3 separate regions of the Homo sapiens genome follow, and regions 1 and 2 are each linked to region 3. The links are chromatin loops, found by intact Hi-C in ENCODE. Cell type or tissue: PC-9. All regions are shown on one strand. Each heading gives the region's core, and the rest is flanking DNA. Links, peaks and the distances in the headings are about the cores only. Region 1 overlaps CPNE5 (copine 5). Region 2 overlaps TMEM217B (transmembrane protein 217B). Region 3 overlaps C6orf89 (chromosome 6 open reading frame 89).

Region 1 (9,686 bases), core at 1,745-6,744, 150 kb before region 3:
CAGTGCTCAGCAGATGGTGACAGAAGACAGTGCTGACCTCTGGGTCAGGCATTGTTCCATTAACTTATTTAATTCTCAGTTTGCATGGCACAGAGTAGTTCAGAGACTTAGCCAAGGTCACGTAGCTAGTAAGTGGTAGAGTCAGGATACGAACACAAGCAGTTATTTGGGTTATAAGTATCTGCCATTAAGTGGGTTTGGCATGAACCATGATGTCTGTGGAAGTTCAGACAAGAAAGCACGGGGACAAGAGTGGCTGGGAAGACCTCACAGAGGAGCAGGACCTGAGCTAGATTTGGAAGGTGGGGAGGGAATTGCAAAAGGGAGAGCACACAGTAGAACGCGGTGGCTCAGGCCTATAATCCCAGCACTTTGGGAGGCCAAGGCAGGAGGATCGCTTGAGCCCAGGAGCTCAAGACCAGCCTGGGAAACATAGCGAGATCCTGTCTCTACAAGAAATTTAAAAAATTAGTTGGGCATGGTGGTGCGTGCTTGTGGTCCCAGCTACTCGGGAGGCTGAGGTGGGAGGATCGCTTGAGCCTGGGAGATTGGGGCTGCAGTGAACCAGGGCAACAGAGTGAGGCCCTGTCTCAAAAAAAAAAAAAAAAGAGGGAGAACACACACATGCACACGCATACACACACACGCACGCGCACACACACATACATGCACACACACACACACACGCATGCGCACACACGCAAATACATGCTCACACACACACACACACATGCAGACATTGTCCCTTGAGGGCAAATGCTACTGTTACACCTCCAGAGAGACCAGGTGCCTTGTCCGAGGCTCTCCAGCTCTGGGGCTAGAACAAGGAAGGTATCCTGACCTCATTCTCTTGAAGTTTTCATTCTGAAACAGGTAAGATACTCAGCAGGCCCTGAAACTGTTCTGATTGAAAGCACAAGGCCACCTCGAACTCAGGACCTCAGGTCTCAAGCCCAGAACCTTCGTATACTGGCTCCCATCGTGCTCCTATCTCTCTTGCTTGTGAGAACTGCTCTTTATGGGGACACTATAACTCGGTGATTTGGAATCAGCCAAGTCTGGGTTGTTTGTGTCTTGATTTTGCCACTTACTGAATGGTGGAACTTTGGGCAAGTTCTCGCACTTCTCCAAGACTTGGTCTCCTTAACGGTAGAATGGGACAATAACCCCTTTCTCACAGGAAAACACACCAAGCCCCCAGCCCAGTGCATGGCTCACTACAGTCCTCAGTGACTGGGCCACTTAGTAGTGCAAACCCTGGATTTCGGGTGCCCACCTCACCTCATAGATGTTGAATTGGCTCTGCCCACGGGCCAGCTCCCGGTAACTGGTGGTGAACTCCCCAATGAAGTCATGGCTGCAAGGGAAGACGGCTGCTGAGACCAAGGCCAGGCTGTGCCCTGCCTCTGCCCAGCCCCAGCCTTGCACACATCCGTTTCTTTGGCTCCCAATTCTACCTGGGACTCCACTCCAGGGGCACACGCCAGCAGACAGGCTGGGTCCGTGGGAAGAGAGCCCAGTGTTGCCCACAGAGGAAGAAACCCAATTGTCACCCAGTAAAGAGCAGGGCCCTGGAAGAACAGCACCCACTTCTACTTGGATCCTTGTTTGAACAAGGGTATTTGGGGGACAACTGGGGAAATTTGAATATGAAATGAATAGTGAATGGTATTTAAAAATATTGTGGCCGGGCGCGGTGGCTCATGCCTATAATCCCAGCACTTTGGGAGGCCAAGGCGGGCAGATCACCTGAGGTCAGGAGTTCGAGACCAGCCTGGCCAATAAGGTGAAACCCCGTCTCTATTAAAAATACAAAAATTAGCCAGGCGTGGTGGTGGACACCTATAATCCTAGCTACTCCAGAGGCTGAGGCAGGAGAATCGCTTGAACCCAGGAGGTGGAGGTTGCTGTGAGCTGAGATTGTGTCACTGCACTCCAGCCTGGGCAACAGAGCGAGACTCTATCTCAAAAAAAAAAAAAAAAAAAGAATATTGTTCAATGTGTCAAGTATGATAATGGCATTTGTGGGTAAGTGGGAAAGTGCCCTTATTTTTTAGACATTTTCAATGAAGCATTTAGAGGTAAAATGCCATGAAGTCTATAATTTAAGCTACATTAGCAAAACATAGATGAAGCAAATATAACAAATGTTAAATTCAGGTGATGGGATTAAAGGTGTTCATTAAACCCTTCTCTAATGAGATTATTTTTAAAACACAATGAGAGCGATGTCCAGCTGGGTGGCTGCAAGTGTTTTCTGCAGTGCCCACACCTTCTGGAGTGCTTACATCAAGCACGGCCAAGACTTGTACATGGCAGAACTCCCACTGACCCCAGGGTTGGCTCCTTTAACTTCCCCAGTCACTGCCAGAGGGCCTTGGTCAATGTGCTGGCCTGGGGCATCCAGCCGGAGACTGATGCCCAAGAGGTGTCCCTGGGGCCCCACCCCCCCACCCCCCACCGTGAGCCTACACTGTATTGTGTCTACATATTTACAGCTCTCAGCATTCTGACTATGAGCAACTTCATGGTGGGACCCAGTGGCACCTGGTAGCTGTCCCCAACTGGCACAGAAGAGGAGACTATTCCAGGCAAAGGAGTACAGGAACGCCAGGGTAAGACGAGGCAAATTCCAGGTGGAAACAATGAAGCTGACTGTGAGGTAGCTGAGAGGCAAGGAGGGGAGGGCATAGCGGCTCTGGAGCTTCTTGCAGGATGGTTGGTCTCAGGGGAAGGAGAGTTCCTTGGAAGGGGGCTTGGGTCTCACCTGGAGCTGCATTTGCATAGCACTTTACATAAGATAAAACAAACCCCCTGTCCATATCACAGACTTGGGAGGTACCAGCGGACACTGGGGGACCTTGAAGTCCTCCTAAGTCACTCCTTGGTAGTGCCACAGAATGGAAATGTCACAAAAGTCAGGGTGACATATTTGGATTTGGCTCAGCCGACAAGTAGAAGCCAGGGTGGGTTCTGGACTGAAGCTTCGAGAGGCCTGCTCTTGTCCTCCTCTATGGATTCCCAGAAGTACTGGCCTCCCAAAGACCCCGAGTGGGAAGCACCCTCCCAGCAGCCAGGGACAGCCCTACACAGGCACTGTCTCACGGCCCATGAGTCCACTCACGCCTCGTAGCTCTCCCTTCCCACAGCCCATTCCCTCAGTCCTGGCTCTCTGCAAACAGCTCCTCTGATGAGCCGAGGGCTGTACGGGTACAATTGGCCTCCCTGCTAGGTTGTGGGGAGTCTCTGAGGGCTGGGCTCCTCTGCATCTCCGTCACCCCACAATGCTTAGCCCGAGTCTTCACGCGGAAAATGTGTCCATGAATGCTTGAAGTTCACTGGTGTCTGTGCCCTAGAACATGCACTCTTCAGAAAGCCCTAAATTCTGCCACGCGTGGGGAGATTGTGGGTACTGGCGGGCCCCTGGGCAGCTATTTGGGAAAAAGGAGGCCTCTTATGCCCCTCACACCATATCCTGCAGGACAGAGGTGCTTTGGTGCCTCCGTGGAGCTGGATGGGGAGGAGCTACTGCAGCAGAGGACCCCTCCCCCACCCTCCACACACACGCAAACCCAGGCTCCCTCACCCCCAGAGCCACTGCGGGGGGGAGCCTGGTCACAGCTCCGCATGGGAGGGCAGGGCCCAGTGGCTGTCCCCATCCCCACTCACCTTCTCGCCCCTGCCCTCCTGCCTGCTTACCTGCCGTCCCGATCCCAGTCGTACACCTCCACCTTGATGGTCCTGCAAAACAAAGGCCTTTGCTGGGATGGGCCCAACCCCACACCCACGTGGCTGAGGATGGGGCCCTCTTCATGTTCCCGGACCAGATAGGGAGGCCAGGACTCCCTCTGGGCCCCAGGGCCCTGGGTGGGGAGGCAGCGGCTTGAGAGACAAGGATCTCTCTTGAGGCCTTTTAGGAAAGGCCTTAGGAAAAGGGCAGCCAGGGCTGTGTAGGGACTGCCCAGAATTTCAAGGAGAATGTGGGAAAAACAGCTGCAGACTTCAGTTCACCCCACCTTCTTCTTGGCCACTGCAGAAGGGGCATAAGCTCAGCATGGAGCTGCACTGTGGATTTACCAGGGGTGGAGGAGCGGGGAGGTGGGAGTGTGGTGCTCCCTGGATCTCAGGCCCCGGCAGGGTGGAGGGGAGGGAAGAAGACTGCTTGTTGAGGGTCTGAGGGCTTTGGGTGTGGGAGCCAGCCCTGCACGTCAGGGAGGAGCCCAGGGCCCTGGCTCGGGGATGGCCCGCTGAGCTTTTCCATCCCCACGACTGGCTCCTGAGTGAGGGTGTAATTATCTTCATATTTTAGCCTGGCTGCTTTAATTAGTTTGTTTTGACTCCTATGCATGCGGATGGGCTTTGAGAGCCCATTTTATTTTTAGCCACGTTCCCATGGCAACAGGCTAGCGGACCAGAGCTGGGAGGAGGGAGGTGGAGGGTTGCGGTTAACCCTTGGTGCCAGCTGCTCGATCCTCCAGGGATGCCCAGGGACAGGGGAGCTGCCAGGGTCCCACAGCAGGGTCAGGTTTGGGGAGGTGGGAAGGGCCTGGGGAGCTGGGGTCTTCAGCCTTCAGTTCTTAGTGGGGTGCAGAGAGGCAGCTCCCCGGGCCTATCTTTGTTAACATCCCATCATCTCGCCCATCTCCTCGGGCCTGCCAGGAGTCAGCCTTGGGCTTCTGTGGCCCCTCCAGGAGGAGGCGCTGTCTCCTTTCAGATGAGCATCCTCAGGACCAAGGGTAGGCGACAGATCCACCGCAGCAGGGCAGAAACTGTTCTGAATGAAGGAATGCCCAGTAGGTTGTGCACACACTGGATTTCTGTAAACCAGCACTCCTGTACAATGAGGCAGGCATGGAAGCCCACCATTTAAAGGAATCCTTTAGATTCTTGTGAAAAACAAAAAACCATGTCTCTCTGAGGTGAATTATTGTGGAAAGGAAAAAAAAATCACCTAAGCCCCTGAAGGTGGGTTGATGAGCTGGAAAGAGTGGAAAGACCAGGACGGCCCTACGCTTGGACCTGGGCCCCTCACTATGGGACCTGAGATGTCACTTAATCTCCCCGAGCCATAAGCCACCATTGAAAGGAGAAGTAATAACGGCCTTGCAGAACAGCTGCAAGAACAAGCTAGTAAGGCCCGCCTGCTGCATGGGAGGGTCTCTACAAAAATGCCTCCTTCTCTCCACTTCATCATTTGGCCGCGCTCTGATAGGTTTTTGTTTGTTTGTTTGCTTGTTTGAGATGGAGTCTTGCTCTGTTGCCCAGGCTGGAGTGCAATGGCGTGATCTCGGCTCATTGCAACCTCCGCCTCCGGATTCAACTGATTCTCCTGCCTCACCCTCCCAAGTGTCTGGGATTACAGGCATGAGCCACCACACCTGGCTAATTTTTTGTATTTTTAGTAGAGATGGGGTTTCACCATGTTGGCCAGGCTGGCCTCGAACTCCTGACCTCAAGTGATCCACCCGTCTCGGCCTCCCAAAGTACTGGGATTAGAGGCATGAGCCACGGCGCCCGGCCTCTGATAGTTTTTCGTATGAAATTTACTTCAATCAGGGACACTTGAGCCTAGGTACTTGGGCTTTGCAACTTCTGATTCAAGCCTGACTGCCTGGCCAAATCAGTGGCAGCTTTTCAGACACAGACTCCCAGGTCCAGCTCTGGGCAAGACTCAGGAATCTGTTTTCAAGGCTTCCCTAGTGACTGTGCTGTATGTGTTCCGGAGTGATGACCTCCACCCCACTGTCAGATGGGAAAATTGAGCCCTAAGAGCCTCCAGTGACTTGCCTAGAGTCACCCAGCTGAGGGTCTGAGCCAGAACAAGACCAAGGCCCTGACTCCCAGTCCAGGACTTCGGTCATGGCCCCACAAGGCTGAAGTCTCTCTACCCCTGCCCAGTGGCCTCCCAGTCCTTCCCCAGACCGCTAAGCTCTGCAGGGGACCTTCAGAGACCCCAGCAAAGAATAGCTCTCCTCTGACCACCAACACCAGCCCCTCGGGTGACTAGATGGGTGATGACCACATGCTCAGAGGCTGGAGGAGGACCCCAGTCATGGTGACAGCCCTGCATATCCACAAAATCACTGGGGAAAATTTTAATCCCAGGCCAGAGGGCCTAATTTAATTGGTCTGGATAGGACTCAGGCCTGGGTAGTTTTGAAAAGTTCTGTGATGGATTCTAACATGCAACCAGAGCCACTGACCTTCTCTAGAAGACAGCACTAGTTTTCAAACTTGGTTGCAATTTGGAATCCCCCCAAGAAGCTTTAGAAATACTGACACCAATGTCTTACCCGAGAGATTCATGATCAGTTGGTCTGGAGTGCAAGCTGGGCATGGGAATTGTTAAAAGCTCCCCAGGGGGATTTGAACTTGCAACCCAGGTTGAGACCACTGAATGAGATTCCTGTGCAAACTCGGCCTGGCCTCCATTAAGGCTCCAGGGATGGCTGCAGCCTGGGGGTCAGATTAGCTCAAAGTCTGCACCTCCAGCTTTGGGAGAGAAGGAGGTGAGAGAAATAGTGCCCAGAGACAGGGGGAAGACCATGGGGAGAAGACAAATAAGGCTTTGACTACTCTATTCACAGTTCTTTTTTTTTTTTTTTTTTTTTTTTTTTGAGACAGAGTCTCGCTCTGTCGCCCAAGCTGGAGTGCAGTGGTACGATCTCGGCTCACTGCAACCTCCACCTCCTGGGTTCAAGCAATTCTGCCTCAGCCTCCTGAGTAGCTGGGATTACAGGCGCATGCCATCATATCCGGCTAATTTTTGTATTTTTAGTAGAGACGGGGTTTCACCATGGTGGCCAGGTTGGTCTCAAACTCCTGACCTCAAGTGATCCGCCCACCTTGGCCTCCCAAAATGCTGGGATTACAGGCGTGAACCAGCGTGCCCAGCCATATTCACAGTTCTGTGGCTGTCCACCCTGGTTGGGCTGCCTGAAGTCACTGCAGATGTCACTTGTCACCTGCTGGCCTTGGCTCCTAACCCCTTAGCACAGGGCCAACAAAAGCTGCGGTCCAGCTGACTGTGACTTCTGGGGCCGGCACCCAAGAGAACAGGCTTATTGGGTGTGGGAAAATGAAATGGGCTTCTGCAGACCACCAAATGAACACCTTATCTGGCATACAAAGGCTCAGGACAGAGGCCTAACCTAGGAGGCAGCAAAGTGGGCAGAAAAGACCTTCGGCTGTGGGGTGAGCAGCCCTGGCTGGCAGTCTCAGCTCTTCCAAGTACTAGGTCTGTTGCCCCGAGCAACTGGCTTAACCCTCAGACACTCCCCTCCTTTCCAAATTGAGAAAAATCACAGCCACTTTGGAGCTGCTGTGCAAGTAAACTATCTCCACGTACAGTCAGCGCTGGACACATGTTGCTCTGTTCCTGTCTAAAACACTCCATCCCTTTATCCAAGCTCCTGTCTCTCAAACAATTCCCATGCTTCTTGAAAATATCAGCTCCATGAGGCCCGGGATTTTTGTTTGTTTGTTTCCTGCTGTATCTTCAGCTTCTAGAACAGTGCCTAGCCTATATCAGGTGCTGTATACATATTTGTTGGCTGACTGAGAGCTCCTAGCAACGTGATGAAATGGGCTGTGCAGGTAATAATACCGTCATTCTACAAAATCACAAAAGGAGGCCAAGAGTATGTGGCTCTCCGTGAGTCACACAGCTGGTCAGTGGTGATGCCAGGAGTCAGTGACCTGGGCCTCTGGACACCTAGAGCCACAATGACAGAGCCAGATATGTGTGAGCCTGGGCAAGCCAGCAGGGATGAGAGACACCAGCCAAAACGCCAGGCTGCCCCCACGGCATACCAACTAGCTCTATCTATAGTTTCCTCCCAGCTGAGCTGCAAGGTCTGCCTCCTAATGAGCCTCTGCCTGGCAGGGGGAAGGTTTCCCTGCGGCTTACAAGTCCCGAGGGCTGACAGGCCCTGAGGGGTTTTGCCTTAAATGGACTTGAGTCAGTCCAACACTCAACTCTTCAGGAAGAGGAGCATCAGGGCCTCATCTGGGGCAGGCAGTGAGACTGGCAGCAATCTCGGCCCCCAGGTTGCACTGCGCAACACCGGGCAGTGCCGCGGTGACCGTGCCTCCCGTCTGAGCCTCAGCTTCTGCATGTGAATACCGAGAACGGTACGATGCCCTTCATCGAGGCCATCTGTGGAGATGCCTGATAGGGCGCCTGGCCCTCCTGGGAGCTCATCTGTGGCCGGATGCAAAAGAGAAGGAACTCACACATCAAGGGTGCCAGGCAGAAGTGGGAAGCTGCGGTGACTCCTTTCCTCTCTCCAGGTGAGGACTCCACACTCTTAACACCCTCTTAAAATCTACTCATTCAGCATCAAGGTGTGAGCAGCCTGACCCAGACAACTGTGGTTTAACAGGGACAAATCCTCAAGTCACAGAACATTAAGAGAGTAGGGCAAATTCCAGGAAGGCAGGGGAAGTGCTTCCTGTCATCACCCCACTTTACCCCACCGGAAGGCTGGCTTGGCTCTGATCCTGATGCCACTTCCTGTGACTTCAGCTCTGCTCAGCTAGGTCACTCAGGTTTGGCCTTGTGTGGACTGGACACATAGCAAAGGCAGGGAGACTCCAGGCCAGAGGGCCAGGCCAGAGGCAATTTCAACAGGAGGGAAATGCAGCTTCTCCTTACTCTGGCAAGTTATATAATATCTTCTCTTCTATTTCCCTTGTAAAATAGGCACAGCACTAGACCCGGCTCCTAGGGTTATTGTAAAATTTAAATTCACAAAATAAGATAACGCATTTAAACCAATTAGAATACAACTTGGTCCATGTCCTAAGTCCTCAGTAACTGTAATCGTATTACCTGGCTTCTACACCCATCATTCCGAGAACACTGCCCTTTCTCATCAGGCCCGGGTTCTCATCCTCCTGTACCTCTTCTCACAATAGGAGGGAATGATCCCTGACCGTGCCGCCCTCCTCTTAGTTCCCTCCTATCCCTCTGACCATCTCCTCTTCTTTCTTGCTCCTGGCCTCTGGCATCACCCACAGGGCCTCTCAGGGCACCAGATCTCTGGCCACCCCCCTCCTGGAGACCCTAGACTGCTGTCCCCTCCTGCTTTAGCGGTGCCTGGTCCACAGCTGCCTCCTCTCAATGTGGCTGAAACCAAGTTTACCTCTCTTTCCCCAACCTCTCAACAGCAGCAGCTCGTTTTCAAACAACAAACATAATCTTTATAACTTAAGAAGGATAATTTTTTTAAAAATGGGTTTCAGATAGGCTGTGAAAAGAACTGCGGAACACAAATCTGTGAGTAAGAATCTGGCTGCCGATCACACTGCCCATTTCTGTCGGTGGTGCCACCTTTTCCTGCCCTCAAACGCTGAACCATTATCCCTTCCCCTCTTTCACTCCCTTACCCAGGCAGGTACCAAGGCCTTTTGGGTCTTCCTCTTCCTTCTTGCTGTTCCCCTCTCCTCTCCCCTCTGAATTATTTGGTATTAAAGCCAGAAGGACGTTAATGCTTTGAGGACTAAAACCAATCCAAGCAGCTTCCCTACCTCTAATCAGAAAGCAGAACTGCCCCTAACCCCTGAGCAAGGTGCTCATTAGTAAGCCTCCCCCAGATGCACCCTGGTCACAGCCCTGTCATGCCATGTCTTGGCTATCTGGCAACAGTGCATAGGGATTAACAACACAGAATCTAGAGCCAGGC
Region 2 (9,686 bases), core at 2,915-7,914, 300 kb after region 3:
CGGGCATGGTGGTGAGTGCCTGTAATCCCAGCTACTCAGGAGGCTGAGGCAGGAGAATCGCTTGAACCCGGGAGGTGGAGGTTGCAGTGAGCTGAGATCGCACCCCTGGACTCCAGCCTGGGCTACAGAGTGAGACTCCATCTCAAAAAAAATGGAAAGAAAAAGAAAAGAAATCTGCACACGTGCCCTTGAACCTAAAATAAAATTTAAAAAAATAATAATAAAAGAGGTGTAAAACAAAACAAAAAATCCCTTGTTAATGAAGCAAAATATGATCAGAGGCATTTGTAAAAACTATTTCCTAGGGAATAAAATCATCATTTATTCAGGGGAAAAAAGTAAGCATTTAAATGAGTCCCTCTTTTACTAATAGCTGGTGAGAGGACAACATGGGAGGGAGGCTGGGAGCGCTTCCCTGTGCATCTTCCCTGTGTGTCTGGGAGTCAGGGGCTCAGTCCTTGTCTCCAGGCAGCCTCCTCCAGGGCTGGCTCCCAGGGCCCTTCATAAAACACTTGGTGGGTGGAGAGAGGGATGCAGTGGGGGCTGGGGGGAAGCAAAGCTTTAGTCCACGTGTACAGACCAACAGTCAGAAGACACTGAGGAGGCCAGGCACAGTGGTTCACGCCTGTAATCCCAACACTTTGGAAGGCAGAGCCCGGAGGATCACATGAGCCCAGAAGTTCAAGACAAGCCCAGGCAACATAGCGAAACCCCGTCTCTACAAAAAAATACAAAAATTAGCCAGGCGTGGTGGCATGCGCCTGTAGTCCCAGCTAATCAGGTGGCTGAAGCGGGATCACTTGAGTCTGGTGCCACTGCACTCCAGCCTGGGTGACACAGCAAAAACATTTTAAAAATTAAAAAAAAAAAAAAGACTGAAGAAAGGTAGCAATCCATGTGGGGAGGACTAGGGGAAAGGAGGCCAGGGAAATGGAGAGTGAAAGCTGTGAGGTGAAAAGAAGTAAACCTCATGGAAACATTGATACATCCTGAACCAATGGGGGGAAACTGACAGAGAATGAAGTTTATTCTCCATGGGACACTATTGCTAGAAATGACTTGGAGTTAAAGGCAGCCACAGCCAGGTGGGAAAGTTGCTGAAGAAATATTTGGTGGTTAGACACCTAAGAGCCGAGGCCGTGGGAAAGCGGAGACCCTCTTCGATCTGGGGAAGTTCCATGCCTGCTTGCTTCCTCTTGACACTATCGTCCCCTGCACACAGCCCCTCCTGTCACCCTAGGTGGAAATGACTGAAAAAAGCTTACAGATCTGCTATCCCAGGGGTACCTGCACCTTCTCAGGCTCCCAACTTTCCTTTTCCTCCCTCCTTTCTTTTTTCTTTTTCTTTTCTTTCTTTTCTTTTTTTTTTTTGACACAGGGTCTCACTGTCACCCAGGCGGAGTGCAGTGGCGCAATCTTGGCTCAATGCAACCTCTGCCTCCTAGGCTCAAGTGATCCGCCCACTTCAGACTTCCAAGTAGTGGGGATACAGGTGCGCACCACCAGCCAAACTATGTTTGGCTAATTTTAATTTTTATTTTTATTTTTTTGAGACAAAGTCTTGCCCTGTCACCCACACTGGAGTGCAGTGGAGTGATCTCAGCTCACTGCACCCTCCCGGGTTCCAACGATTTTCCTGCCTCAGGCTCCCGAGTAGCTGGGCTACAGGCGCCCAGCACCACGCCCAGCTAATTTTTGTATTTTTTGGTAGAGACGGGGTTTTGCCATGTTGGCCATGTTGGTCTCGAACTCCTGAACTCAAATGATCTGCCCGAACTCAAAGTGCTGGGATTACAGGCTTGGCATGAGCCACCGCGCCCGGCCTAATTTTTAAATTTTTTGTAGAGATGAAGTCTTACTGTATTGCCCAGGCTGGTCTTGAACACCTGGGCTCAAGCCATCCTCCCGCCTCAGCTTCCCAAAGTGCTAGGATTACAGGCGTGAGCCACTGCACCCAGCCTTCTTCCCCTCCTTTCTAAGGGCTAAATCATGCTATCTTCCAGGACTCGGCTTAAAGGTTTTCTCCTCCAGGAAGACTTCCCTGACTCTCCACCTCCAAGGCCCCCTCCTGCGGCCCCCAGTGCTTCCTCTAGCACCTATCGTCCTGGGTCCAGATAGCCTAAGTGGCTTGGCCCCTCGCTAGGCTGGGAGCCCCTTGGAATGTGGGCTGTGTCTTGCTTCCCCAGGTATTCCTCAATTCCTAATTCACGGTCTGCAACACAGTAATAAACTGTATGAAGAAAAGTAGGACGGAAGGCTGGGGGATCTTCACGGACTGAAAGTGTCAGGGGTGGGTGACAGCCCTTAAGAGTGTTGCTCTTCCCGGGGACACCTGCACTGTTAGAAAGACTTGTTTTCCACTTGGTGAGATGGAGCTGGGAGATGAGGTGGTGATTCTAGTGGCAGCAGTTGGTGTAAGGGAACAGGACTGGGAAAGGAGGAAAGGAATAAGGGGCTGAAATCGTATCCTTTGTCGGTATTTTCCTACCTGTGTCTAGATTCTTCACCAGAGACTGCAGAATTGAATGAGAGAAGAAAGGAGTAGGAACAGGAGGCTGAAAGAACAGTAATAATTTGCCTCTCATAGGCCGGGCGTGGCGACTCATGCCTGTAATCTCAACACTTTGGGCAGATCACCTGAGGTCAGGAGTTCAAGACCAGCCTGGCCAACTTGGTGAAACCCCATCTCTACTAAAAATACAAAAATTAGCCCAGAGTGGTGGTGGGCACCTGTAGTCCCAGCTACTCAGGTGGATGAGGTAGGAGAATCGCTTGAACTCAGGAGGCGGAGGTTGCACTAAGCCACAATGGTGCCACTGCACTTCAGCCTGGGCGACAGAGACTCTGTCTCCAAAACAAAAACAAAACTGAGAGTCTATGTCCATTCATTCCACAAATCTTTATCAAGCACCTGCTACATGCTGGGCATTGAACTAGGTGCTGGGAAAACATCAGTGAAGTAAATATGGTGCCCACATTTTTGGAGGGTGGTGGGAGAGGCAACTGTATAGAGTAAGTCAGGTGATAGTACATGTTATGAAGAAATGTAGCACAGTAAGTGGGAAAGAGACACATGGGATGGTAGGGAGGGGCTGTTTCACACCCATTGGTAGGGAAGGCCTCTCTGATGCCTTCTGAGCAAGAAAGGAAGCTGGTGAATAGCTGGAGTAAGAATATTCTAGGCGGAAGGCACAGTGAGTGCAAAGGCCCCGAGGCTGGAGTGTGCTGTCTGTGTTAGGGTGAACGAAAGGAAGACAGCATGGCTGCAGCAGAGGGAGGCGGAGAGAACAAAATGGTTAGAAAGCAGATCAGAGGGTGACAAGGGACTGGGTTATTTAGCAGCTGGCATGCCGTGGTAAAGACTTGGGATTTCTACCCTGAGTGTGGTGGGGAGCCCTGGCAGGTGAGGACCGGAGTAGAGGAGGGACTTGATCTGACTCAGGTTTCAACAGGAGCCCTCTGGTGGCTGGGCGGAGAACTGACTGTAAAGGGAACACAGTGGCATGGGGAGGCCAGTCAGGAACTGCTACTGCAATAGCCTGGGCAAGAGATGGTGATGGCCTGGGCCAGGGAGGTGGCAGGGGAGGTTATATGAAGTGGTTGGATATGGATCTATATTGAAGGGTGGGCTGATGGGGAGTGGTGAGGAGTTAGATTCAGGCTGAGAGAAAGAGAGGACCTAAGGATGCCTGCTGGGTCTTTAACTTGAGCAATGGAAGGGTAGAGGTGGCAAAGACTGGGGGTTAGGGCAAGGTATACGGGAGAAAATCAGGAGTGTGGATTGGGATACACTCCCCAATTTTTATTTATTTATTTATTTATTTATTTATTTATTTGAGATGGAGTTTTGCTCTTGTTGCCCAGGCTGCAGTATAGTGGCGCGATCTCAGCTCACTGCAACCTCCACCTCCCAGGTTCAAGCAATTCTCCTGCCTCAGCCTCCTGAGTAACTGGGATTACAGGCACCTGCTACCATGCCCGGTTAATTTTTGTATTTTTAGTAGAGAGGAGGTTTCACCATGTTGGCCAGACTGGTCTTGAACTCCTGACCTCAGGTGATCCACCCGCCTCAGCCTCCCAAAGTGCTGTCATTACAGGCGTGAGCTACCATGCCCGGCTACATTCCCACATTTTAAGAAAATTAAAAAAAAAAATTTTTTTACATCAGTTGGATGCGGTGGCACACCTGTATTCCCAGCTACTCAGGAGGCTGAGGTGGGAGGATCGCTTGAGCCTGGAAGTTCAAGGCTCCAGTGAGCTATGATTGCACGACTGCATTCCAGCCTGGGTGACAGAGTGCAACCCTGTCTCTAAAAATCAAATAAAAGTAGAGACATCCTGAGTGAGACCCTGAGAGAATCTGAGTCAGAGAACCAGGTGAGCTGTGTCTGGACTCCTGACCGCAGAAACTAAGACAGAATAAATGTACTGTCTTAAGCTGCTAATTTTGGGGTAATTTGTTATGCAGTAATAGATAACTAGTACATGTCACATCTCTACAAAAATGTCTCTACAACAGTAACCACCCCAAAACATATCCTGACTGGGTATGGTGGCTCATGCCTATAATCTCAGCACTCTGGGAAGCCAAGGTGGGAGGATAGCCTGAGGCCAGGAGTTCAAGACCAGCCTGGGCAACATAGGGAGACCCCATATTGTATTTAAAAAAAAAAAAAAGAGTTGTGTAGGGGAGGATCTGCTTCCAAGCTCCCTCATGGGGCTGTTGGTAGGATTCCGTTCCTCACGGGCTCTTGGTTAGTGACCTCTGCTCCTGGCAGTGTGAGCCTTTCCATAAAGATACTTTCAACATGATAGCCAGCTTCCCTCAGAGAGCGGGCAGCACTGACGTCATCGTCTTCTGTAACCTAACCTTAGAAAGGACAACCCATCGCTTTTGCTATGTTCTCTTTGCTAGAAGAGGATCACTGGGTCCTGCCCACATCTAAGAAGAGGTGATGAATGTGAATATCAGTTCGCAGAGATCTCTGGGAACCATGTTAGAGCTGGCTACCACATCAAGGAAGCAACTGCATAAACAAAGCCAGGGTTTAGGGGAGAAGTCCAGGCTGAAGATGTATATGGGGCTTATTAGTGATGGGTCTGGACCAGGTGAGCTGGGAGTGAGTGAGACAGAGAACAAGACCAAGGACTGTGCCAAGGGCACTCCGGTGTTTGGAGGTCAGGAAGATGAGGAGAGGCCAGCAAAGGAGACTGAGGAGAAGGGGCCAGTGCGGCAGGGGAGGGATGGAGACGGAGGCAGAGGGGCTACCAGAGAAACCTGTTGGCAGGAGAGAGGGATCAGCAGTCAAAAGCCACTGCAGGACAGGTCAGCAAAGGTGGAGAACTGACCACCGGCTTGAGCAGTGTGGAGATCACCTTGACAAGAGCAGTCCCAGTGGGGCGGTGGGGGTGAAACCTAACTGGATGGGTTCTAGAAAGAACAGGAGACCAGGAAGTAAAGGCAGAAGCAACCATGCTTTTGAGGAGTCTTGTATAGAGGATAGCACAACCTTGCGTTTGAGTGTCTTAAACTTTCTCAACTAAAGTAACTCTCAGCTGAGGTGATTCCTGGAACTCTGCTTCTGCCTACACTTCTTCAACACACAGGTCTCCAGTTCCCCAATGTTGCCCAGGTCTACCTCCCACCGTAGCGACCTCAACCGGGATGGGGAATCAGAACCCAGAAGTTGGCCCATGTTTTATATTTTGTGTTTTGGTACTAGCAAGTCACAATCAGACAAGGCATGCCTTGTGAGACTGGGGCAGAGACACACACATTAGCTCCCAGTCATCAGCTGGAAGCTCCATAAATCCTGAACAGCCACCCTTGGAGGATCTGGTTTAGGGGCCAACAGCTCTAAGCAAAAGCTTATTACTGACTGCCATCTTGTGGTCATTTGGGGAACTGGCCTAGGTTTAAATCCGTGGTGGAAAGAGTTGAGTGAATTGTAGGATAGTACCTGGCACTGAGTGTTCAGTAAAAGCCAGCGACTGTCATTACTATGCTCATGGTTTGGAAGAGTATGGCCAAAACAAACAAACAAACATGTCTCTTGACTTCACTCCCAACATTTTTCAAGGGAAAAGGAACTACCCTAAAAGGAGGTGTTCCTTTTTGTCTTGGTAAAAGTAAGAATGAATCAGGGAGCCGACTTTCGTGTATGAAGTCAGATGATGAGATGCAAGTCCTGCTTTTGCTACCATGTGACCTTGATCTCATCACTGAAGCCCAGTGAGTCTCAGTTTCGTCAAACCATAAAACAGGAGCATTAGGATGAAGACTGCACAACTGGTGAATGTGAAGAGTTCTCAGGAAAAGCGGCACTCCTAGTTCAAGGCAGGGGCCTGCTGGCTCTCAACACAGAGCTTGTTGCTTTACAATAGTGTCTCTCAACTAGGGGCAACTTTGCCCCCCCACCACCCCCACCCCATGGGATGTTTGACAATGCCTGGAGATATTTTGGGGGGTTCTTTTTGTTTTTCAAAGGGTTGGTCCTTGTTTTTGTTTTGTCTGTTTGTTTGAGACAGAGTCTCGCTCTGTCACCCAGGCTGCAGTGCAGTGGCGCGATCTCGGCTCACTGCAAGCTCCACCTCCCAGGTTCAGGCCATTCTCCTGCCTCAGCCTCCTGAGTATCTGGGACCACAGGCACCCGCTACCATGCCTGGCAATTTTTTTGTATTTTTAGTAGAGACGGGGTTTCACTGTGTTAGCCAGGATGGTCTCGATCTCCTGACCTCTTGATCTGCCTGCCTCGGCCTCCCAAAGTGCTGGGATTACAGCCGTGAGCCACCGAACCCGGCCCTGTTTGTGTGTGTGTGTGTGTGTGTGTGTGTGTGTGTGTGTTTGTGTTTTTGAGATGGAGTCTCACTCTGTCCCCCAGGCTGGAGTGCAGTGGCACCATCTCAGCTCACTGCCACCTCCGCCTCCTGGGTTCAAGTGATTCTCCTGCCTCAGCCTCCCGAGTAGCTGGGATTACAGGCACCCACCACCACGCCCGGCTAATTTTTGTATTTTTAGTAGAGAGCGGGTTTCACCATGCTGGCCAGTCTTGTCTTGAACTCCTGACCTCAAGTGATCCACCTGCCTTGGCCTCCCAAAGTGCTGGGATTACAGGCGTAAGCCACCATGCTGGGCCGATAGGCTAGTCTTGAGCCAGCCATACATAGTTATTGAAATGGAAATTAGCTAAAAAAGAATAAAATTTAAAATTTGATTACTGGGTTGTAATAGCCACATTTCCAAGTGCTCAGTCGCCACACATGGCTAGTAGCCAGCACAGATAGAGGACATTTCCATCAGCACAGGAAGTTCTACTGGACAACACTCCTCCAAAGGACTCAGCAGAACCGGCATCTGTGGGCCAACCCATAAAGGAAGAACTAGAAACTAAGGAAGTGCAGAGGAGAGGGGACAGTGAGAGGCAAAAACAGACACCAGTGAGATGGTTAAGTAAGCACAAGGCCACATATCATTAACTGCTAAAACAAGTCACACAACACATCTGTAAAATAATTGATCCGCACAACCTGCCCTCTCCCGAGAATCATTCCTCAGTGCGTAAAACTCAAAAGCCCTGACAAACCAAGCAGCATCAACAGAAGACAGGCAGGGTAGGGAGGGTTCCATTGTTGAGGAACACCATTCCCTCCCACCTTTCCTGGCATCTGGCATGGTTCAGTTTAACTTCCGGTACAACATTCCCAGACGGACAGGTAGTCATGAGTTCACTGCAATGGTGGAGCAGAGCCTGTGGCGGCGTTTCCTGCCCACAGTCTGGGATTCCTTGTAAAGGTTGTATGCATGCTTGACGATGAAGGGCAGACAGAAAAAGTGCAGGAGCATGTGTGAGATTTGGAAGATCCAGTGCAAATAACTCAGCGTCTTGAAGTGATCTTTGATGATCCCGTTGAGGAGCAGGACTATGGAGAAGTTGATGAGCTCGTAAGTGATGATCCACATGGCATAGATCAGCAGCCCCATGTAGATATTCTTGTGGATACAATAAAAGAGGAAGCAGCCGATGATGATGGTGGTGAGGGAGAGGCCAGTGCTGATATTAGCCCTGTGGAACAGGGTCCAAGTGACTAGCTCCGACTTTGAGTCCACGTAGATGCTGAACTTGGCCTCATAGCAAATGTGTGTCTTCTGGTTCAGGTCAAAGATGAAGAACTGGGTGGTATTAAGGACAGAGAAGATGCCCACCATGAGGGAGAACATCCTGACATTCATTTTATACTTGTTTTACCAGAGCACCTCCTGCAGGAAGAAAATCATACAGACACGTGACAAGATGGCAGAGGTAGCCTTAGACAAATCCCCCAAGTCACTAGATATAAATCAGAGAGCTAAGAGCAATGATGGTGTGTGGACAGGCAATAGGCTGGAAGTTAAGGGACATGGGGTCTGGCCCGTGCTCTGGCCTAACTTGCTAGATGTGACCACATCATTGAGAAATGAATGTATCACTGGCCTGGGACTTCCTAAGTAGCTTCCAATTCTGCTGTTCCAGCTTCAGCTTTGCTTTAAAGTGGCAAAAAGAGTGCTCCTGTTGATGTAGGTTTGTGGGAATTCAGAGGTTCCTGTATTGAGGATAACGATGGTATGAACGAAGCTCCCATCTGGGGAGTTTGCTTCTCTGAAGTCAGAAAACTCTCATGGCTCCTCAAGGGCTTGGAATCATCCCTGACATCCTCTGCCCCCACTACTCTTTCCTTCCAAGTCCTTAGAAATTTCCCTGATTTGCTCCCTGGGCATGGCCCAGCCTTGTCCCAAGTCACAGGGTTTGGCCAGCAGGAATGGAATGGGTAAAGGTTTATGGATCCAGGCAAGACTCTGCCCAGGGCCAAGATGCCTTAACAATAAGCCACCATTGTGCAGGTGAAGGCCCAGCAGGCAGACCTCCAGCTGCAACCTAGGTTACACCTGAGCTCTAGAGGTCAACTCATGGCAGGGAGCAGGAACCTGGTGCCCGAGCCGACCCTGCTGAGGGCATGTTGATAATGGGGGACCTAAGGCTGGAGTAGGCTGGGCCTACAGCGCAAACGTTCCTCCACAACCTGAATCTTCTTCTTACTGGCTCCCAATTCAGAGGACTCCTGAGCAAACCTCTCTCCTCATCATTCACTACACTGGCGAGCTACCTCTGTTGTGGGGCAAAGGAAGGGGCACAGTCACACATTAGGAGAACACAGGGCTGTCCTCAGGCTGACGAATGTCCAATGGGGGACAACTTGTTGGAAGCCTGACCTGGCCTCTCTCTGAGATGACCAGAATGGGTCCTGTCCAGCCAGGCAGAGCACAGACAGGCTGCCACTAGCCTCCCTCCAGCCCTCTCCTCTTCACTCACTGGATCAACTCCAAATACAGTAAAATATACAGAATGTAAAATTCACCACTTTAGCCCTTTTTGAATGTGCAATTCAGTGACATTAAGTACATTCACGTTGTCGTGCAAGCATATCGCTATCCATCTCCAGAACTTCCTTTCTCTCTCTCTCTCTCTCTTTCGACAGAGTCTTGCTCTGTCACCCAGGCTGGAGTGCAGTGGTACGATCTTGGATCACTGCAATCTCTGCCTCCCAGGATGAAGCGATTCTCATGCCTCAGCCTCCCAAGTAGCTGGGATTACAAGCGTGCGCCAGCATGCCCAGCTAATTTTTGTATTTTTAGTAGAGACAGGTTTCAC
Region 3 (9,686 bases), core at 1,683-6,682:
ACACTGGTAGTCCCAGCTACTTGGGAGGCTGAGGTGGGAGGATGACTTGAGCCTGGAAGGTCAAGGCGACAGTGAGCTGAGATGTGCCACTGTACTCCAGCCTGGGCGACAGAGCAAGACCCTGTCTCTAAAAAAAAAAAAAAGGCTGGTCTCAAACTCCTGGGCTCAAGCGATCCCACCTCAGCCTCCCAAAGTGTTGGGATTACAAGCATCAGCCACCACCCATAAATGTTTTATCTTGTTAAATTTATTGCTAGTTATTATGAATGAGATTATTTTCCATTTCAGTTTTTAACTGATTGTGGCCAGTAGAGTAAGAAAGCTATTGATTTTTATGTATCTGAAAATCTGTATCTTGTATTCTGTCACCTTATTAAATTCTCTTTTTAGTACTAACAGTTTTTTACTTGTGTTCGCCTCTAACTTTCAGTTCCCTCAAGGAACACCACCTCCAAGTTTTTCTTTTAGTTTGCTATTCCTACTTTCTTTTTCTTTCTTGATTTCCCTTTACTGGGTTTTCTTCTACCTGCTTTTTAAAGGGATCTCCACCTGGAAATCCCAAGAATATCTAAAGCTCTGAATAAAATTAAAATTAAATAAGTTAGGCTGGGCTGGGCGCAGTGGCTCACGCCTGTAATCCCAGCACTTTGCAAGGCTGAGGTTGGCGGATCATCTGAGATCAGGAGTTTGAGACCAGCCTGGCCAACATGGTGAAACCCTGTCTCTACTAAAAATACAAAAATGAGCCAGGCTTCGTGGCGGGCACCTGTAATCCCAGCTATTCAGGAGGCTGAGGCAGGAGAATCGCTTGACCCCAGGAGGCGGAGGTTGCAGTGAGCCGAGATCGCGCCACTGCACTCCAGCCTGGGCGACAGAGCTAGACTCCATCTCCAAAAAAAATAATAATAATAATAATTAAATAAATTATAGTTAAAATAATTCTCCTAACTCTTAGGTTAAGAGCTGCTCGGTGCTAGCCCATGCAGCACCTTTATACAAATTCGAGGAAGGTGCCCCTTTCTCCTGGTGCTTTACTCTCATCTCCTGGGAAGACTGTCATAATTAACTGATTCTGTTGGAATATGACACGCTACTACAGAAAAGTGTCATAATAAATCTGCAGATGACGTTCCCTAGATGAGCACTAATGACATAGGTGATACCAGAGATCTGCAGGTTTATTATGACACTGACCAAGAGGACAGTATAGTGCAAACATTCACAGTAGTGCTCCTTGGGGCTGTAGATTTCATCTTCACTGCTTCTAGAATCCACCCCTTTTTTCCATTCCCACTGCCTCATTCATTATATTTCACTTCTCATCACAGTGAACCCCCCCCCCCCGACCTTTTCCCTAAAAAAGGGCAAAACCAAAATATAACCAGATCTTCCTTTTCCCAGCCTCTCTCTTCTAGGGCACCCTAATCACAATCCAGAATAATCTTCCTAGAACATCGAGAAATTCCTGCTCAAAAGCCTCCAACAGTTCCTCTTTTTGTTCTGAGTAGAGCCAGACATGCTTCAAGCCCTGGAAGCCCTCACCACATCTTCCTCTGCAGCCTGTTTCCTTACCCAAACCCCCACTGCACGCCCAGCATCTGCTGTGTTCTTCCTGCCACACTCTGGCACCTCAGGAACTTCCTATCACCTCTAACTTTCAGTTTGTTCATCCACAGAATGAGAATAGTGATTCCTCCTCAGTAATTACACAGTGAAAATTAAATGCTATAACATGGGAAAGTGACTAACATAGGGCAAGCACTCAGTGCATTAGCTTGCTTTCTCCTTCCCCTTCCATCGCAAGTACTTTGGAAACCGAAATGCTATATAATTGTAACATGTTGTTATGATTATGCCCCATGGTGTGTCCATTACCCAGAGCTTTTGCATATTGGCAAGAATTTATCATATTTGACACTGAATAAGAAGCATTTGAAAATATTGGAGAAGAAAAAATGCAACTTTGCAGCCTCAGTGTGCCACTGAAACAGGTGGTACTAAAGGGTTTTCAGCTACCCCCAGAGTACTGTGGGAGGAGAGGCGCCCTCCCAGGAGCAGGGTGTAGCGGTAATCCTCTGACTAATAATCTTCCTGCGAGTTGAGACTGGCTGAGAAAGGTAGGTGGCAGTTGCCTCCAGGAAACACAGATACTATCTTCAAGAGATGGAGGATGCTCAGCAGACCGGCCAAGAACAAACACGGTCTTTCCCTGACGAGGATTTCCTATGCCCCACTACTACTGCCTCAGAGAAAACAAGCATGTAGTGCTTACTGCCAACCACAGAAAATGTTTTGTGGTTAAGAGTCAGTTTCCAAGTATGTTTATTGGTTTAAAAAATTGACTTCGTTTCAGCCACATTTGGTTGTCTGTTATCATTTGTCGTAGGCTCTCTCCTGATTTGGTTTCCATTGGGTTTTAATCAGAACCGTCTTCTGAAACGTTTTAGATTCAAAGCAGAGTTTAAAACAAACACATCTCTCAGAGAACCTAGACGAAATCCAAAATGGAACAGAAAGTAAACAAGAAATAATGAAATAACATTATAAACAGCATGGTAACAGAGGGAAGCTGGGAAAGGCTGTGCAGAAACAAGAGCCCCTCAGAGAAGGAGCCAAACCAGACAGGCATGTCAGGGAGCCGCTGTCACACAGCAGGGTCTGGGTTGGGGGTCTTCCATTTCTGACCAGCATGTGGGGCTGGAAACTATGGCTGGCGGCCCCACCCCCTCCTGAGCTGGGATAGAGGGCTGTCTTATGGACAGATGCAATTCACTTTATTCCAAAGATGGCTCCAGAAAAGTCCTGTCTACCCTCTCCATCCCTTTCCTCTTCTGTGTCCTTTTCTCACTCTTCCTTCCCGGAGTCCTGGCTCCCATGTGTACTTGTGAAGCAAGGGTCTATGCACACATCCAGCATGTGTGAGAAGTGCATTAGGGCACAGCGATAATAGGGGTCACCCTTCTATCCACACCAGCCCCCCTGTGCTGTAGACGTTTCAGCCATATGGGTCATAGGTTAGAAAATGTTGGGGGAACTACATCTTTAGCTCCACATTGCTGAATGTTTTTCCTAGCTGTTATGCTTTATTTGTTGATTTGATTTAGGAAATGCATGACAGGTTAAAAGATATTTTCCACAAAGTGTAAAAAGGTATACAGAGAAGAGTACCTCTCCTTCCTGCTCCTGTCCTCTACTCCCTCCTCAGAGGCTGCTTCATATATACCTTACCTTTTCAGCGGTCTCCAGTGCTTATCATTGTTTGTTTTTAAAAATTATTATGGGCTGGATGCGGTGGCTTGCGCCTGTAATCCCAGCATTTTGGGAGGCCAAGGTGGGCAGATCATGTGAGCCCAGGAATTCAAGACCAGCCTGGGCAACATGGCAAGACCCCGTTTCAACTAAAAATACAAAAATTAGCCATGTGTGGTGGCATGCGCCTGTAGTTCCAGCTCCTCGGAAGGCTGTAGCAGGAGAATCCCTTGAACCCAGGAGGCAGGGGTTACAGTGAGCTGGACGGCACCACTGCACTCCAGCCTGGGCGACAGAGTGAGACTCTGTCTCAAAATAAATAAATAAATAAAAGTCATTATGATGTCTTTCCTTTCTTGTTTCATTGTTGGAGCTACTGGATGTACCAGCTATGCTCTTTCAGTATCTGTTTTCTCCATATCCCTTCCTCTCTCAGACTTTGACCCCTGGTGGACAAACGACTGTGAGCAGAATGAGTCAGAGCCCATTCCTGCCAACTGCACTGGCTGTGCCCAGAAACACCTGAAGGTGATGCTCCTGGAAGACGCCCCAAGGAAATTTGAGAGGCTCCATCCACTGGTGATCAAGGTGAGCAGAAGCCTGAGTCTCCCGCTGATTGGCTGCTTGCTTAAAGGCTAGGTCAAGCTCTAGGAAATTTCTGACAAGTAACTCTGTGTTGTTTTGTTTTGTTTCCTGCCTTGCCAAGACGGGAAAGCCCCTGTTGGAGGAAGAGATTCAGCATTTTTTGTGCCAGTACCCTGAGGCGACAGAAGGCTTCTCTGAAGGGTTTTTCGCCAAGTGGTGGCGCTGCTTTCCTGAGCGGTGGTTCCCATTTCCTTATCCATGGTGAGTGTGAAAAGGGCCGGGCACAGTGGCTCATGCCTGTGATCCCAGCACTTTGGGAGGCCGAGGCAGGCAGATCACTTGAGCCTAGGAGTTGCAGACCAGCCTGGCCAACATGGCAAAACCCCATCTCTACTAAAAATACAAAAATTAGCCAGGTATGGTGGTGCATGCCTGTAATCCCAGCTACTCTGGAGGCTGAGGCATGAGAATCACTTGAACCTGGGAGGTGGAGGTTGCCATGAGCTGAGATCGCGCCATTGCCCTCCAGCTTGGGTGACAGAGTGAGACTGTGTCTCAAAAAAATGGGGGGGCTATGGGGGCACTTAGCGTGCGAGTAGGAAAGGGGCAGACCAGAAATACCTGCAAAACAGTAATAGCTATCACTGAGCCACTACCACAGGCCCAACACTTTACAAATCCAATGCTGGGATCCCACTGATAAACCAGTGATGAGAGATAAAAGGGATGGATGAAGAGGTGTGTCAGAAGGAGGGGTGCCACCATGGGGGGGACAGCAAGTTTGTCTAATAGAGTCATAATTTATTTCGAAGTATGCATTTAGCATTTTATGTAGAATGGGGCCTCATGCAGGGGGCTGAAGAGAGAGTGCAAATAATAGAAGGAGAATTGCATTTTTTGGCACTTGTTTCTGCCAGGCAGTGTGGCTTGGTGCTTAGTGTCTGTGTCTCACTGGGGACACTGATAATAACTCTGGAAAGTAGGAATGATTGTTGTCATTCTTCAGATCAGACAAGTGGGGATCAGTAGCTAGGCGTGGTGGCTCATGCCTATAATCCCAACACTTTGGGAGTCTGAGGCGGGTTGATCACTTGGGCCCGGGAGTTGGAGACCAGCCCAGGCAACATAGGGAGACCCCATCTCTACAAAAAATATCCAAGCTACTTGGGAGGCTGAGGTGGGAGGATGGCTTGAGCCTGGGAGGTTGAAGCTGCAGTAAGCCATGATCATACCACTGCACTCCAGCCTGGGCGACAAAGTGAGACCCTGTTTCAAAAAAAAAAAAGGTTGGGGGAGGGGGAAAGAAAGAAAGAAAAATGGGAAACAGAGAGATTAAGTAACTTGCCTAAGGTTACCCAGCCAGGATCGAAACCCCAGTTTGTCCTGCTGTTCCTTCCTGTGCCCTGCGGAAGACATGGTTCATTCCTTGTGGTTAAGGTTGCTGTCTAGTAAGAAAAGAAAGCCAGTTTCCATCTTAGAACTGTTTCGAAAGAATTAAAATGACTTTTTCAGGCTTTTTGTTAATTTCTTAATGCTTCTATCTTTCTTTAAATGTGCTGTTTGTTTGCGTGCTAGAGTGCCCAGTTGAACAAGCTGAGCAGGCTTCCCCCTGCGTCTCCCTGTGCCTCAGAAGAAGGGTCATGCTTTTTGTCCCTTCCTCCTTCTCTCTTCTCCCCTTCCCCCGCCTGGCCTGCTGTTACTTCAGTCTTTTCCAAGATAGAATGAATAGATTATTTCTTTCCTTCCAATATATATTGTTTTAGCTGCAATTTAGAAACACTCCACCCACATACTCAAATCATGGCTGTAGAGTTTATGCCTGTGTGTGTACACATTATAGTTCATTGACTCTGTGCAACTATTCTTCAGGGACCTAGTACTTAAGATACTGTACTCATATTTTTCCCTCTTTACCCACCGCCCACAGTTTTCCCACCCTTACTTGGCTCTCTCTTAGTCATGGGCTGGCTTGACCAGTTTAATTACTTTTTTTCTGTTTCATACTTCTACAGGAGGAGACCTCTGAACAGATCACAAATGTTACGTGAGCTTTTTCCTGTTTTCACTCACCTGCCATTTCCAAAAGATGCCTCTTTAAACAAGTGCTCCTTTCTTCACCCAGAACCTGTTGTGGGGAGTAAGGTAGGAAATTTTGAGAGGACTTGGATCTAGAATTTTCTTTATTTGGGACCTGGACTGATGTCATAACCAAGGCCTTCCCTGCATATTGGCTTAGAGGGTTACAGGGTGAATTGAGGGGACACCCACACAGTCTAGTTCTCCCCTCCTGCTGCTAGCCAGGAGACTTGCAGGGGCCCACCTTGTCATGAAGGCAGGTTTCCAGAAAATCTAGTTACCTTGCAAATCTGCCTCCTGCCCTTAACACCTGAGGCAAACTACTTTTCTATATTAAAAGAAGTGAAATCTTAAAATTTGAAGGACTTGAGGGTGCAATTAGTCTGGCTTTCCTACCTTAAATTAGAAAGTAGGCAAGCAGCCATGATCGGTGGTCGCTCACGCCTGTAATCCAGCACTTGGGGAGGCTGAGGCAAGAGGATTGCTTGAGCCTAGGAGTTTCAGACCAGCCTGGGCAATATAGGGAGACCCTATCTCTATTTTTTCAAAAAAAGAAAAGAAAGCTATAAGGTAATAGTATGTGGATGAATAGAATAACTGCTCCATTTTGTGGATAAGGAAACTGAGTCCCAGAGAGATTAAGTGAGTTGCCCAAGGACACACCCTTTACCCTCTCACCCCCAGGATGGTTTTTGCCAGAAATAAACAATTAAGAGATTTCAGGTAGAGAACTTGAAAGGCAAAAAGTGTGGGAGCCTGGGAAGGATTTGATAGGCAGGCAGCCCAGCTGGGGTAGAAAAGCCCACTCTGCCCCCATCATTTCCCACTTCAGTCTGGGGCCAAGTGCTCAGAGCCAAAGTTACCTCTCTGGGGCCAGTGGACTGGGAGAAGCTGTTCTGCATTTGTGTCTGTTTACTTTTCTCTGAATTGCTCCTTTTGTTGAGTCTCATTCCTAAGGAAGGTTTTTGAGCCTGGATCGGTTTGGGAGAATTAAAAGCATGCATTTTCCTTCATAAAAAAATAAATTTCCCAAACTATGGCCCCCTGCCACCTCTGGACCATGGCTTCCACCTCCTGATACTATCGCTTGGCTCCAAATTTGCTGAATTGTGTTAAAGGAATTTAAAAGCCTATAAAAACAATCATTTTGTCTAGAAGTAAGAAGTTCTGTCTGCCAGCACTGGGGTGGAGATGCTGGGCTCTTGCCTCAGATTTTAAAGAAGTTTATCCTGCTGTCGCCGGCTGGAATTCCAGGCCCTTGTATGATTTCATCTTCATAAATATAATTCTGGGACACGGCTTTATCTTTCTCTTGGTTTTACCACTTGAATACCAAAGTTAATTTCTCCAGCGTGTGCAACACCAAGGAGCCCAGCCAAAGGAGTAAATACAGAGTTACTCAAATGCTTACGAGAGTCATGCTGTGGTTCTCGAGGATGTTTTGGGAAGGGCAGTGGCCAGACAGGCAAAACTCTTGAGAACCCAGTTTCTTAGAGAATCTGTTTCCCCACCCTGGCCCAAGCTCCCCTTTCCCCGCAGCCTTGTTACCCCACCCTGTTGTCCACATCCCTGGGCCCTGGGCCCTGGGCCCTGTTAAAGTCACGTGTCTGTGGGCCCAGTGTCCAAAGGCAGCCTTGGGACAGAATTGGGGAGCTGGTTGTTAAGTGGCACTCGGGGAGAAGGTGAGGGCCTCCAAGGCCCACTTCACCCACTCCACGGTGTGGCCTAGGGCTGGCCTGTGCCACCCTCTTGTCTGTTTCTTCCCATCCTGGGAATGGATGAACATGACCCTGCCCACTTCAGGCCTGTGTGAAGAAGGGATACAGCCACTTGTTTTGGTCCTTCTGAGATTGTTTTGAGGACTACAGATGTTAAGGCTTCTGCCAATATTAGTACCAGTCAACTGAAGGCTAGCTGAAGACACCAGGCTGTCCCTGTCACCACATTAGCCGGTGAAATGGCTCTGGTGTTGCCATGAAAACATTATGGGCAAGGCCTGTGGCAGCAGCAGAGAGAACAGGGTTGGGGACAGGGGAAGATGGGGCCAAAACCCAAGACTCTGGAGGCCCTGAGTGGTGAAGAGAAAACCAAGACATGGCCCAGGGAGTCAGACTTCTGGCTCCCACTTTATATGGGCATATAAAGGGTTTCTCTGAAGGGCAAGAGATAGGAGGAAGAGATGAGAGAAGAGGCCCTAGGGGTTTTCTGTCATCATCAAGGTAAGGAGAAATGTCCCAGCAAGACCCATCTCTCTCTTTATCCCTATTCCTTGCCCTGGTCCCAGCCCCACCCCAGGGTTCACAGCTCCTTCCCTGGCACATAGCAGGTTGCATTTAATGCCTGTTGCTGGCAGTATCATGCCCTCAGAGGGGCAGTAGTTACCTGTGCAGGTGCATATGCTGATTGTCTCCTTAGTTTTCAAAATCAGAGGCCAGTCTTAGTGTCATTAGTTTTTAATCGGTAGCATGGCATATCTGCTCCCCTGGGTCTTGCCAGGCAGTGTAAACTTAAACTTGCTGCTGTACAATTCTTATCAGGGCCCTGGTAGTAAGAAATAACATTCCATGGAAGAGTGCCCAAAGGATATGCTGATTATCTATTTATCTAAAAAGTTTTCATCAAACCAGAATCTCAGAATGTTGTATACTTCAGCCACCATGTGCTGGTTTCTGCTGGAACTACCTTTGTTAAATTGCAATTAGGTATTTTTCTTTGGCTTACTTTGAAGCTGTGGCTAAAAATAGTTGCAAATTACAAAGCTCATGCAGGATCTACTCTGGGGCTCTCGTTGAGGGTATTGCCCACTAAATCACACAGTGCCTCTTTAGGAGAACCCATAGAAGAGATTTTACTCTGGTCTTAGTACCAAGAGATGCCATTCTTAGGAGAAAGTAGTTTGTTTTTGTCTTTTGGACATAATTGCAAATTTTTGTTATTGGTTCTATTTCCTCTTTGCTTATGCTAGGAAACTCAGAGCCATATGTGAAAGCATTTTTATTTACTAAACCCCCTGGTTTTATTTCGTTTTCTTTGCCTTCCTTTTCCTCCCCTCCTCATTCTTTCCTCCAGATGCATAAGATGCCTGACCTATTTATCATTGGCAGCGGTGAGGCCATGTTGCAGCTCATCCCTCCCTTCCAGTGCCGAAGACATTGTCAGTCTGTGGCCATGCCAATAGAGCCAGGGGATATCGGTATGTAGGGCCCCAGGAGGGCAGGGTCAATGGATCTTTTTAGTTTTTAACTCAAAAGCTATTTTAAGAATCACATACTGCCTTCACAAAAGTTTTATTTAGTAGAATCAAAAATAACATTCTCCTGTTAACAGGCTCAATATTTATGCTTAGAAATGAAACAACTTAATGAGAAAACATAGCAGAAAGAAATGGCTTGTACATACAACATATAGAATGCGTGTGTCTATTGATCATAGAAACTTCAAGTTAGGAAGGATTCTGGAAAATATTTAGACCAATCCCTCGTTTTATAGATGAAAAGGTTGAGACCCAGAGAGGAGAGGTGACCACCCCAAGGCCCCACTGTCAGTCGAGCAGAGCGTCAGGTCTTAAGTGCCTGCTTGAACACAGTCAAGCCAGGAGAGGGACAATCAAGGACTACAGGAATATATACCCATTTTGCAAATAAAACAATACCAAGCAGTATATAAGGGCAATGGTCACACAAGGAAATGTTACCTTCTGTGTGGCTGCCACAGCCAAGTCACAGCCTCACATTGATGACTCACCCTTGACCCTGGCTCAGTGTTTGCCCAAATGT

Evidence for each region. Peaks named below come from ENCODE experiments on the same cell type or tissue, not always from the same donor. Only the 100,000 strongest peaks of a DNase experiment are listed, where the experiment ranks them.
Region 1: a loop joins it to region 3, with 14 times the contacts of the local background. A loop is called at or near these places in 6 of 110 quality-filtered maps.
Region 2: a loop joins it to region 3, with 4 times the contacts of the local background. A loop is called at or near these places in 3 of 110 quality-filtered maps.

What each region holds. Positions count from the first base shown.
Region 1 is chr6:36,761,636-36,771,321 of GRCh38, forward strand. It overlaps CPNE5 (copine 5), which reads right to left. Exons shown (of 21, transcript NM_020939.2): 11 at 3,700-3,741; 12 at 1,282-1,357. Among named protein-coding and RNA genes, the nearest start is that of RAB44, 69 kb to the left of the region's middle. RefSeq lists enhancers at 4,096-4,993, 7,033-7,564. In PC-9, for the core only: CTCF peaks have their summits at 4,710 (motif pointing right) and 4,909; a DNase peak (open chromatin) is centred at 4,718.
Region 2 is chr6:37,204,740-37,214,425 of GRCh38, forward strand. TMEM217B (transmembrane protein 217B) reads right to left here. Exons shown (of 2, transcript NM_001395378.1): 2 at 7,442-8,257. The coding sequence starts at 8,230. The coding sequence ends at 7,718. TMEM217 (transmembrane protein 217) reads right to left here. Exons shown (of 3, transcript NM_001286401.2): 3 at 7,442-8,257. The coding sequence ends at 8,227. Among named protein-coding and RNA genes, the nearest start is that of PIM1, 39 kb to the left of the region's middle. RefSeq lists a silencer at 5,734-6,028. In PC-9, for the core only: CTCF peaks have their summits at 3,477 (motif pointing left), 5,888 (motif pointing left) and 6,087; DNase peaks (open chromatin) are centred at 3,462 and 5,862.
Region 3 is chr6:36,910,599-36,920,284 of GRCh38, forward strand. C6orf89 (chromosome 6 open reading frame 89) reads left to right here. Exons shown (of 9, transcript NM_001286635.2): 5 at 3,686-3,837; 6 at 3,956-4,095; 7 at 5,847-5,976; 8 at 8,980-9,103. Among named protein-coding and RNA genes, the nearest start is that of C6orf89, 29 kb to the left of the region's middle. In PC-9, for the core only: CTCF peaks have their summits at 3,870 (motif pointing left) and 4,071; DNase peaks (open chromatin) are centred at 2,213, 3,833 and 5,803; H3K27ac peaks cover 1,124 bases.